Regions from separate parts of the Homo sapiens genome. Here region 1 is linked to region 2. Evidence: chromatin contacts called from ENCODE Hi-C or POLR2A ChIA-PET data. All regions are on one chromosome and are shown on one strand. Each heading gives the region's core, a stretch centred on a gene start or an enhancer-like site at or near the end of the contact. The rest is flanking DNA. Distances are from core to core; before and after follow the strand shown. Region 1 overlaps RAD51B (RAD51 paralog B). Region 2 has its middle 18 kb from the start of LINC02324.

The links. Hi-C counts contacts between places; a loop is a spot of excess contacts on that map. ChIA-PET counts read pairs that join two places held with the same protein, here RNA polymerase II (POLR2A). Pooled maps may share reads with other maps.
Region 1: a pooled map shows a loop between it and region 2 (2.7-fold over the local background). The contact joins two enhancer-like sites. A Hi-C loop is called at or near these places in 1 of 37 single-sample maps with no recorded cell type and 1 of 50 pooled maps. POLR2A ChIA-PET finds 5 or more read pairs at or near these places in 1 of 52 experiments (T-cell).

Annotation. Positions count from the first base shown.
Region 1 is chr14:68,280,034-68,285,988 of GRCh38, forward strand. The region is part of intron 7 of RAD51B (RAD51 paralog B); the gene reads left to right. Among named protein-coding and RNA genes, the nearest start is that of RAD51B-AS1, 400 kb to the right of the region's middle. RefSeq lists enhancers at 1-82, 3,332-3,401, 5,138-5,187, 5,238-5,297, 5,458-5,507. Within about 2 kb of position 3,883, at least 18 of the 41 ENCODE cell types and tissues checked have a DNase peak (open chromatin) inside an H3K27ac peak, as active enhancers do.
Region 2 is chr14:65,201,330-65,207,136 of GRCh38, forward strand. No RefSeq gene overlaps it. Among named protein-coding and RNA genes, the nearest start is that of LINC02324, 18 kb to the right of the region's middle. RefSeq lists an enhancer at 3,703-3,812. Within about 2 kb of position 4,267, at least 7 of the 41 ENCODE cell types and tissues checked have a DNase peak (open chromatin) inside an H3K27ac peak, as active enhancers do.

The sequences.
Region 1 (5,955 bases), core at 2,633-5,132, 3.1 Mb after region 2:
TCATCACATTTCAGCAGAAGTGAAAATATTAGCAGAGTGGTTGGTGGCCAAGACAGAAATAGAACCCAGGAGTCTGTGTCCTTTCCCTTGCCGGACCTACTGGAGCATGGTTCCTCCTGCCTGAAGACTCAGTGTTTCCAACTCTAACAAACAGAATTCTAACAGTTGACTGGTTTCTTCTTGCTACTCAAAATTTGTTTTATACTTAAACATTTTGTACAGTTTTTTCTTTATGAATGATTTTGCATTAAACAAATGGGACTTGGTTAATCTGATATCAGTGAATGCCTTATTCTGAGGAAATTAATCCACAAATATCCGTGGGACCATGAGTTTTCATATTGAGAACCTTTTTATGTGATAGACTAGAGAGCCAGGTAGACCAGGTCTGCGTCTGGTGCTCCCATGTGCCAGCTATTTGATCTCAAAAAATACCTCAACTTCTTGAACCTCAGTTTCCTCATCTTTACAACCAGGATGATAACGTTTACCTCACTGAGTTGTGAGGATAAAATAAGCCAACACAACTCAAGCAATTGGTAGGGGTCTGACACATAGGAAATGCTTAGTGAACGTGAGTTTCCTCTCTTCCTCCTTCACTCCTTTAGAATAGGGTTAGAGATGTAGAAACACATAAAATCTCATGAAATGTGCACCATAGAGAGAGAAGGATAACACAAATGACATAAAAAGTCTTGTACTAAGTTACTTGGTATTGATTCTAAAGTCAGGGTATTATCTAGGGCAAGGTGGCTCACACCTGTAAACCCAGCACTTTGGGAGGCCAAGGCAGGAGGATCACTTGACCCTTGGAGTTTGAGACCAGCCTGGGCTGGGAACATAGGGAAACTCCGTCTCTACAAAAAATAAAACATTGGCCGGGTGTGGTGGTGCATGCCTCTGTTCCCAGCTCCTCTTGTGTCTGAGGTGGGAGGAACGCTTGAGCTCAGGAGTTCAAGGCTGCAGTGAGCCGTGATTGCACTACTGCAGTTTAGTCTGGATGGCAGAGCAAGAGCCTGTCTCAAAAAAAAATGAAAAAAAAAATAGAAGAAAAAGAAGTAAAGTATGAGTATTAAGAAGTGAGAGAAAAGTTAGGGCTAGAATAGTTAGCAAAGATATCATGGAAAAGGTAGGATTTGAACTGGCCCCTCAAAGATGGAAACTTACAGAGTAAAGGAGGCTATTTCAGACTGGGGCATTTGGGGTGGGTAAACCATGAGAAATAGAGAAATTAGAACGAGAATGTTATAAGCCTTGGTTTTCCTATTGGAATAATTGAACGCAATAGAATAATAAGTAAAAGGATAATATTAATATGTGTTAGGCACTGTCTTAAGTGCTTTATATGCTAACTCATTTATCCTTAAATAGGTAAGATTGCTATGCCAATTATACAGTTGAAGAAAGTGAGGCACAGAGACATTAACTAATCTACCTGAGTAGGTGTGGAATAAATAATCTACAACTAGTAGGCAGTGGAGCTGAGCTGGAAGCCCAGGGGATCTGACTCCAGAGTCCACCCTCCTAACCCAGGACAGCTGCTTCAGTCACTTCCCAGCTCCCCTCACTCTGCATTGAGGATCAGCTAAGACCATTCTGTGAACATACCCTGAAAAGTATAAAGTACCATATACGTGTAAAATGACATGGTTATTCTTATTAATGATGTCATATGAGAGGCGACAAATAGCTACCTGAAAATGAGGGAGAAAAACTATGGTCTAGCACCCACATGCAGTTGTACTGGGCAGGTTTAGCCAGTGCACAGCATATATGCCTCACCTTCCTCTCTAGCGACTCTTGAGTCCTGAAAGCCTCACGTTTCCCATTTGGACAGTGTTCCAGGAGGCCATTTCCAAGCCAGTATCAGAGACTAAAAACCTGTTTGGCATCTGGCAGTAGGGCTTGTGCCTCAAGTGTGATCTGCCTTTGGCCAGGACATCCTTTTTTTTTTTTTTTTCTTTTGAGATGGAGTTTTGCTCTTGTTGCCTAGGCTGGAGTGCAATGGCGTGACCTTAGCTCACTGTAACCTCCACCTCCTGGGTTCAAGCGATTCTCCTGCCTCAGCCTCCCCAGTAGCTGGGATTACAGGCACGCACCACAACGCCTGACTAATTTTTTGTAGTTTTAGTAGAGACAGGGTTTCACCATGTTGGCCAGGCTGGTCTTGAACTCCTGATCTCAGGTGGTCCACCTGCCTCGGCCTCCCAAAATGCTGGGATTACAGGCATGAGCCACCATGCCCAGCCTCAGGACATCCTTTTTAACGGGCTTGTACCACATGATTGGGAGTTTGAATGTTAGTAACCATGATAGAAGATCTCCACTCCAAGGGCATCACCGTGGGAGGAAGCCTGCCCCTACTTACCATGTAAATATTTAGCCATTTCAATATATTTGTTCTGGACTTGTTCTTCTTATGTGTGTCTCCTGTGTTGAGTCTGTTTAATTGTAGGTTATTATTGTGTGTCTATATTGATGTCATTTCTTTAAGTACAGACACAGACAGCATTGCTTCAGCTGCCCCCACCCCTCCTTTTAAAAATAACACCTTACACAATATCCCTTCCTTGAGGACATCAAATAAATAACTTTTGTTCAAGAGCATATCTGATGAGGTGGCTAACTTGGAAATTTGTTCCTAGGCAGACCTTGTGACCTCTGTTTCAATACATAGTGAGTGGCCTTTGCTCCCATTTTATGCTACAGATTCACTCTGGAGATAGAATTGGTTGCACCTCTCCAGGCAGTGAGTTTGGAGAGCCCTTGGTGGTTAGGATGCCATTTGTGCTGGTGGCACAGAAATACAAGCAGTAAGCCCAGAGTTGCTTACTCTCCACTGGAGGTTTCTCAGAGGCTGGGGGGGACCCGAGACTCCTCTGCTTCAACTCCGCTCTACTATATGCCACTGGAAGTGTAGCTGAGGCTGAAGGGTATCAATGTTGGTATTTATCAGGTTGGACTCCCCCAAGTGCCCTATTTTCATACCTCCAAGGAGCAAGTGATTCAACAGAACTGTTTTCTTGGCCTCAAATGAGTCTAAGAAGGGGAAATCACTTAATACCAGCCGTCTGTGAGGGACCGATCACAAAGCTGTGTCTTTCTAATCCTCCTTGTAAATCAAAGGGAGGGGAATCCCCAGAGCCCAGGAGTACACATGAATAGAAAGCACCACAGGTAATAAAAACACCTAAAAAGGTCAGCAGAAACTCGGGGAGCTGCTGGAAATTCACCTCCTCTGCCTTTCTATGGGACTCAGTGGGCAGTGATCAGGTAGCAGGCAAGGATACCCAACTACACACCAAAGCAACTTGGCCACAGGACACGTACAGTGCAGCAGAAGGCTGGTAGGATAGTTTCTTCCACATCCATGTGAACCTCAGAGTCATCTGACCATTGGCCTTGTTCTCTTCCAGGTTCTAGCTGGCCAGAGACTTTTTTGGCCTCATACTAACTGCAAAATTGCACACAGTTGGCGAATACACCACTGGAAGCCACTGTGGCTGCATTGTCACAGTTCACCAATTGTGCATGTTATTTCCTGCAGTGGGCCCAAGATCACTGACAGGATGCCGTCGGGGTTGGGCTGAAGGTGGAAACAGCACACTAGCTTGCTGTTTGTGGCCTCTTTACAACTGCCGGCCCCATCTGAGATCCGGAACCAACACGTGCTAACCTCAGCCCATTGGGGCCAGTGGGGCAGCCAGCAGTGGAACCATAGCTCTCCACACCTATGTCTATGGCACGGTAGCTGCCGGCCCACAGTTTCCACTGCATCCCCTTGCATGTGCACCCCAAGAGAAGTAGGCCAAAGAGAAAGCTGCCTTAGGGAGCCACATGGTTATCTTGTGTGTTTACTTTTGCCAAATGGCAGACACAATTCTACTTCAATGCATTTTTCTGAACTCAGTGGTCAAAAGTAGCACGGAAGCACTACTTGCGTCAGCCCCCTCTGTGATTGAGCGAGTGTGTGCTTGTGCAAAGCTGAGGAGATTTTTTTTCACCTCCTCCTTCTGCATTCCCTCAGACTGAGCCACTCTCTTCTTTAGGGGCTCCCCTACTAGGCAGAGTGTTTCTCTAGCTTTGCCTGTGGATTTCACAGTGAAATCTACAGAAGACAGTTTTCCTCAGGGCTGATAATAAGAGGTATGAACTTATTAAGATTGGAAGCATTCTCACCATAAACACAAATTATTTCAAGTTGCTCCTTCATCCCCTTTTCCTTGGCCACTGCCATTGGTTCTGTGTAGGATGGATTTCTTAAGGTTGAAGATAAGCAATGCAAAGGTGGAATTTTGAGTACAGCACTCATCCTAATGTGGGTGAAATATATGAAACATTTATTCTAAGCAGACTGCTACATTAACAGTTGTTATACATTCATTCTCTGCATATCTTTTGTGGACTCAACACTTTTAGGTACAGAGAGGTTAGGAGAATTTCCCAGAATTGCACAGCAGGTTAGTGACAGTGCCAGAAATAAAAGTCTGCCTGACTCCCACACCCATGTTTTCTTCAAGCCAAATTGAAGTTTGGCCTCTTCTCCACAAATATTTCACAAGAAAAATTCCCCACAGCCTTTCAGAATTTCCCAGAAAACAATTGTTGTGCAGTCCTTCAAGATGGAAATGGCAGGCTGGAATATTGAAACCTTATCAGCTTTTATTCTAGAACTGACAGTTGATATTTTCTGAGCTGAAGCTAAGATAAAAGTTTATTTTTGTGTTTTTTTTTTTTAATCGTGGAATGATTTTTGATTTTCCAGAGCATGGCAAAACTAAGCCAGCAAATACTAAAACCACATTTGTTTTTGTGACGCTCAAACTCCGTAACAAATATTGGGTATCTCTATACAAAGCTGGATGTGGACAGGAAGGGTTTGGGATGGGGAGAGGCATGCGTCTGGGAGCGTGGCCTTTCTGGACCTACCCTGTTCTCACTCTCTTCCTTCTGCCTCTTGCCCTCATTGCTTTCCTTATTCTCTTTCTTCCTCTTGTCTCCTTCTCACCTCCAGCTCCTACCACAGCAGACAGGTTGGGGCAGACACCGTCATGGTTGGGGAGCAGGAGGACAGCATGGGGAAAACCACTCCAGGCCTTTCTCTCAAACCTTAGTGATGAAAGGACTCAATGGACCTGAACAATTTCTCACAGGAAAGTTCCGGTCTCTGTCTCCTTAAAAGCAAGGCATTCAGTAACCCTTAACAGAGCCAGGATTAAAACTTGAATTTCTGACTTATCCCAGGCCTCTGTTTGGATAGAAAGGCTAGGTCACTGTCATATATGGCAATTAGGATCACTTCAGATACAAAAGTAACATTTTTAAAGCTGTGCCTTAAGCAGAGAGACCATTTTTAGTACAAAAAGGAAAAAAAGATTAACTGTGCCTTCAGAGCTGATGAAAGGCAGAGCCTCGTCACTTTGAAAGCATTGGATTTAGTGCCAGGCGGGTTGGTGAGTAGACTCAGCACCCACATTCTCTTCTTGCGTCTCTCTCTGGCCACCCAGATTATCCAGGGGCTGCTGTTTACTTGAGAGCTAGAAGTATCAGGACGGACTATCACTGCACCTCGCCATCCTGGCCCAGTTAAAGTGATTTTGAAACTTCCTGATGTGTGTTAGATTGTGGCAGGTTTCTGCCAGGGAGTGGGCGGGAGGAGGAAGCAGGTGTTTTTATGGGCTAGAAATGCCCCTGAGATGCCTGAGGTTGCTTCGTGAATCCTCTAGCCCAGCCTACCCCTTCAACTCTGTTGCACAGAGACATGAGTTCCATGAAAAATTTAGTTTCAAAACTTCCCGTGGGCGCCGGAAATGATAACCACATGTTATCAAGAGCCACTGAAAACCACCAAAAATTTGTCAAAATTCATATAAGATTGCCTCACATACTTGACTTTCATAGAAGCGGAAGCCATTGACCTACTTGATTTATGGTATTTATTAGCAGAGTCTGAAA
Region 2 (5,807 bases), core at 3,017-5,516:
AATTCTTAATACTTTTCAAACAAAGGGCCTCGCATTTTTATTTTGCATTGGGACCTGCAAATTGTGTAGCTGGTGCCACCTGTAGGACATCAGAATGGAGAAATTCCCCTGGAAATCTTTGGGTCAAAGGGCCAGGTGGGAAGGACGGGGGTCATCCAAGTTGCAGGTTCAGTGTCCTGGAGCCCAGAGAGAAGGGGGGCCCAGAGATGTGGGATCCCAGCCTCTCCATTAACCCATTTTATGAAAAAGCTCTGAAAGAAACCCCCCAAACTTGGGGTGGGAGAAGTAAGTGGGGTCACGAGTGTGGCTTCAGTGTCTACCTCTGAAATAACGAGTAAAAGAGAAAACAAAGGAGAAATTCTACTTTTCTTTGTTCTATAGTAGATCTCCTTTTAGTCCCAGCCTAGAACTATGCCCTTCATTCACTATTAGAGCTTGCATGTGTGTGTTTTCGGGTTTTTTTTTTGTTGGTTTTTTTTTTTTTTTCTTTGAGTAGCTGGGACTACAGGCGCCCGCTACCACGCCTGGCTAATTTTTTGTATTTTTAGTAGAGATGGCGTTTCACCGTGTTAGCCAGGATGGTCTTGATCTCCTGACCTCGTGATCCACCCACCTCAGCCTCCCAAAGTTCTGGGATTACAGGCATGAGCCACCACGCCCAGCCGTGTGTGTGTTTTTAATTTGCAAGACAAGATATACTTTATTGTGACAGCAAATACACATAATGCTGTAGGTAAGGCATGCTACTATAATATGTATCTGCATCGAATCAAAGGCTGGTGTGGAAATGAGTGGGAATGAATGCTGTTTCTTAATGCTTGAAGATTTAGTCCATGGTACCTGGAGGATAGAAAAGAGTTTGTGTTCACTTATTTGAAGTACAATATTATACCTAATTAGAGACCTTTGTCCTTGACCAAAAGCCCAAAGGCAAATAAGAGTAACCTAATCTTTTTTAAAACCTCTTTATTGAGTTATTATTGACGTACAAAAAGACATAGATATTTAATGCATGCAATTTGATGTGTTTGGGGAGTAGCATATGCCATGAAACCATCAAACCATCATCACTATCAATGTCATCAGCTTATCCATTAACCCCAAAAGTTTCCTGCTGCCCCTTTTGGTTTTTGTTTTTTTGAGACAGGGTCTGGTTCTGTCGCCCAGGCTAGAGGTAGTGGTGCAATCTTGGCTCACTGCAGCCTCAACCACCCAAGCTCAAGTCATCTTCCCACCTCAGCCTTCCAGGTAGCTGGAACTATAGGTGCTCACCACCAGTCCTGGCTAATTTTTGTATTTTTTGTAGAGACAGGGTTTTGCCATGTTGCCCAAGCTGGTCTCAAACCCCTGGGCCCAAGCAATCCTGCCGCCTCAGCCTCCCAAATTGCTGGGATTATAGACTTGAGCTACACACTGACTGTTTTTACTTTTCTTGTGCCTAATATTGAGAGGTGAAGCTAGCTGGACTTCCTGGGTCAAGTGGGAACTTGGAGAACTTTTCTGTATGGCTAAAGGATTGTAAATGCACCAATGAGCACTCTGTGTCTAGCTAAAGGATTGTAAATGCACCAATCAGCGCTCTGTAAAAATGGACCAATCAGCACTCTGTAAAATGGACCAATCAGCACTTGGTAAAACAATCAGCAGGATGTGGGCGGGGCCAAATAAGGGAATAAAAGCTGGCCACCCCAGCCAGCAGCGGCAACCAGCTCAGGTGTCCTTCCATGCTGTAGAAGCTTTGTTCTTTCGCTCTTCACAATAAATCTTTTTGCTTCTCATTCTTTGGGTCCGCACTACTTTTATGAGCTGTAACACTCACTGCGGAGGTCTGCGGCTTCACTCCTGAAGTCAACAAGACCATGAACCCACTGGGAGGGAGGAACAAACAACTCCTGACACGCTGCCTTTAAGAGCTGTAACACTCACTGCGAAGGTCTGCAGCTTCACTCCTGAAGTCAGCGAGACCATAAACCCACCGGAAGGAAGAAATTCTGGACACATCTGAACATCTGAAGGAAAAAACTCCGGACACACCATCTTTAAGAACTATAATAATCACCGCGAGGGTCTGTGGCTTCATTCTTGAAGTCAGTGAGACCAAGAACCCACCGGAAGTAATAAATTCTGGACACAATATTTCTACTTACTCTGTTTTGTCTTAGCGCCTTAATTATACGTATGGGGCTTGTCTTACATTCTTGGTCTGTCTGTTCAGTCCTGCTTTGGATACACTTATGGCTCATGGGGTTTGCTATTTGTCTTCTGAGGGAGTGACAATGCCCCACTTAGAGCATCTCATCCCTAAGCCACTGGCTGCTCACTCTGGTATCATGTGCATATATGAAAGTGTCCAAGGCCAGATCCTGGTCTGAGACATCTCCCCAGGGGGTTCACACGTTTTGTTGCTACTGCTGTGGTTGTTGGTTCCTGGAATCCCTGTTTCCCTCTATGGTCTCTCCAGCATGGATTTGGGAGAGGGAGCCGGCCACCCTGCTTACTGCCAACTTGGCAAGGACTGGGAGTGTTTTTCTGGCTCATTTCTGTTTCTTGTGTAACCTATCCGTGCTGCATTTTCTTTTTCTTTTCTGTTTTTTCAAGACGGAGTCTTGTTCTGTTGCCCAGGCTGGAGTGCAGTAACACGACCTCGGCTAACTGCAATCTCTGTCTCCCCGGTTCAGGTGATTCTCCTGCCTCAGCCTCCCAAGTAACTGGGACTACAGGCATGCGCCACCACGCCTGGCCAATTTTTTGTATTTTTAAGAGATAGGGTTTCACCATGTTAGCCAGGCTGGTCTCGAACTCCTGACCTCATGTGATCCACCTGCGTCGACCTCCCAAAGTGCTGGGATTACAGGTGTGAGCCACTGTGCCCAGCCATTTTCTCTTACTTGTAGATGGATGAAGCCTATGTTACTATAATTTGCTGAGTATGTGTATTTCTCCATTTTTATTGGTCCATTTCAATTCATTTGCAAAGGGCCAATCAACTGCTACTGTGTTTAATTCCAGAATCCTGCTAGTGGAGGTTTATAAACAAGGTATCTGTGAGGAGATGGGGATCTGAAGGGTGCCCTGCAGGGAAGCTTACTCGAGCCCTGGTTGGTACCTTGGTGACCCCAAGCCCCATGCAAATCATAATGTTGGCTTTTCTGGTGTGGCTACTCCCCACCCTAAGTCACACTGTTACTATCTGGCCAGCCTAAGACCCCCAGGCAAACAAAGATGACCTCCCGGGGGCCAAGGGTAAAGACTAGACCTCTTTGAGGGGCAAGGTTCAATTCTTTACTGCACAGGTAGGGAGACTTAGGCTGCAGCCCGGCTCTGAGAAAGGTTCAGCTGGGTGGAGGAGGAGTCTCTGGGCCAAAGCTGCCCTTTGGAGGAGTCCTGGATCTTGCAGAAATGGCCTGCTTAGTGCCCACCCCCTGCACCCCTGCTCAGCACTGGCTGGGAGTAAGCCTGGGGACTGTGGCTTCAGTGTGAATGTGGGGGTGGGGTGGATGCAGAGCAGTAGCATGTGGGGTATCCAGCCAGGCCTGCTCCACAGAGCAGGAGAGCAGAGCTGGGAAGGGACAGTGGGGATGTGATCTGTTAGCCTTCTGGCTGCAGCGCAGTGCAGACCTCCCTTGCCTGATATGACTGGGTCTCCACCTCTTCCACCCCAGTCTCCTGACTCCTGCAAAAAAAGAAAAGGGGGTGTGCAGGGCTGCCAAACACAGCCATGTCAGGGTGGGCCGGTCCCTGCATTGTGCGCCCACCTGCTGCTGCTGTGTTGTAGGGGAAACCGACCAAAGCACGTAGAGTTAGAACAAAACAAGAACATGGGCTGTGGAGACAGGCTGGCTTCCATGTGCCAGTCTCTCCTGCAGCTTCTGCTCTGGCTGCTGCTCTCTCAGGATCCCGTGCAGCTTTGCCTCGGCCTCACACAGGAGAGTTCTCACACGTAAGGTGGGCCTAGGGGCTGCGGCTCAGAGTCTCCTGTATTGGGATCATTACACATGTCCAGAGTGACAGCTGAGAGGAAAGGGTCCTTGCTTGTGTGCTCAGGAGATGGCTAGGGAGGAGCCACCCCAGGGGAGTTGCCACAGCCAGAATTGCTCTGCTAGGCCCTTCCCTGAAGAGACTTCAATTCTTTTATAGATTTCTCCTTCTTAAACCCAACAAGCTGTTTGGGCAAGAAACCAGGTGAAAGAAACTGAGATTATAGGGGAAGTGTGAAGTGTAGACCAATCATGTGGAACAAGGAAGGGGCGTGACTCAAAAACATAACGTGTGTGTGTGTGTGTGTGTGTGTGTGTGTGTGTGTGCGCGTGCTGACTGGCAGAGCTGGGCCTGCTCTTTATTTGGGAGCCTGCTTGCTACTTTCACCTGTGTTTTCAGCTTGTCTTAGTGCTTTTCTCTCTCATAGTCCAATCCCAGCCCAGCAGATGGTTCACTATGCTTTTAATTGAAGAATGAGGAGGAATCTTTGCACACTTAAAAAACATCCATGGCTGGGTACAGGGGCTAATGCCTGTAGTCCCAGAACTGGGAGGCCATGGCAGGAGGGCACTTGAGCCCAGGAATTCGAGGCTGTAGTGGGCTGCGATCACTGCACTCCAGCCCGGGCGAGAGAGTGAAACTCTATCTCAAAAAAACAAAACAAGATACCATCCAATCCTGGGCCAAGCCCCCACCAACACTGATCCTAAAGGAAAGAAAGCATGGCTGCAGCAGGCACAACAGGACACAGCCCCACCCTTGGAACATCGTGCTCCTGGGGACAAGACACTGGATGCGGAAGCTGGCATCCTAGAACTGACTTTTTCGTTGAGTATTATTACTGTGTTTCCTGGATTCTAAAACACTATTGATTGCAAGATGCACCATTATTCTTTTCTTTCAAATCTAGATCTGCAAACGCCATCATTTTAATAACTGCTTTTAGGCGGAGGAAAAGAAACACAACCACATCAAACGCATGCATCAACTGAAACACCCATCCTGATTTCGGGACCCTGAAAATAAGAAAAATACAGCGCATCTTAAAACTGAAATGGGAAAAAAAAAAAGGAGAACTTATAAAAACTAAATACAGAGGAGACTTTTTCTAATTCTGGAAATGAGATGCAAAACCAATACCCACATTTTGGAATCATAGTATGAGTAGGCTTTTTACCATGTATCACTGCTATTCCTTTTTTTTTTTTTTTGAGAGGAAGAAGGCGTGAGTTGACCTGGTATTACTCACCCAAAAGTGAGGCATTGGGGATATTTATATTCAGCAAGCAGTGCAGGGTTTAAACTGGTGAGTAGATATTTGCATCTTCTAACCACAAAAGTAAAATAAGAGAACTAACTGAAATTTCAGTTTTAGAATGATGATAGCTAATACTTGTGGAGCTCCTTTTTCTCCAGGCACTGCTCTAGGTCCTTTGAATGTATTAACTCATTTAACCCCATGAAAATCCTATGAGAAGGTGCAATGAACAGCTCTAGTCATAGGGATGGGAACAAGGAATCATAGAGATATTAAGCAGTGTGCTCAGGGTCCCATTGCTAGTGTATAGACTTGCACAAGGATAGTATGGCCCTATAGCCCCTCCTCTTAACTGCACTATACGGCCTCTACTAAAGCGTAAGTGAGGGAAATAGACCAAACAAAACTGAGAGTTTGTGGGTGGAGGAAATGCTGAGTTGGGCTAAAGGCAGGAGTATGCTGGTAAAGTGGCTCTTTTCTCCCACCCCAAATGCCCTAGTTCATAACATTTGCCAATTTCCTTGGTGTAAATACTTCCAACAGTGGCCGATTTCAAGACACCAACCTGCTG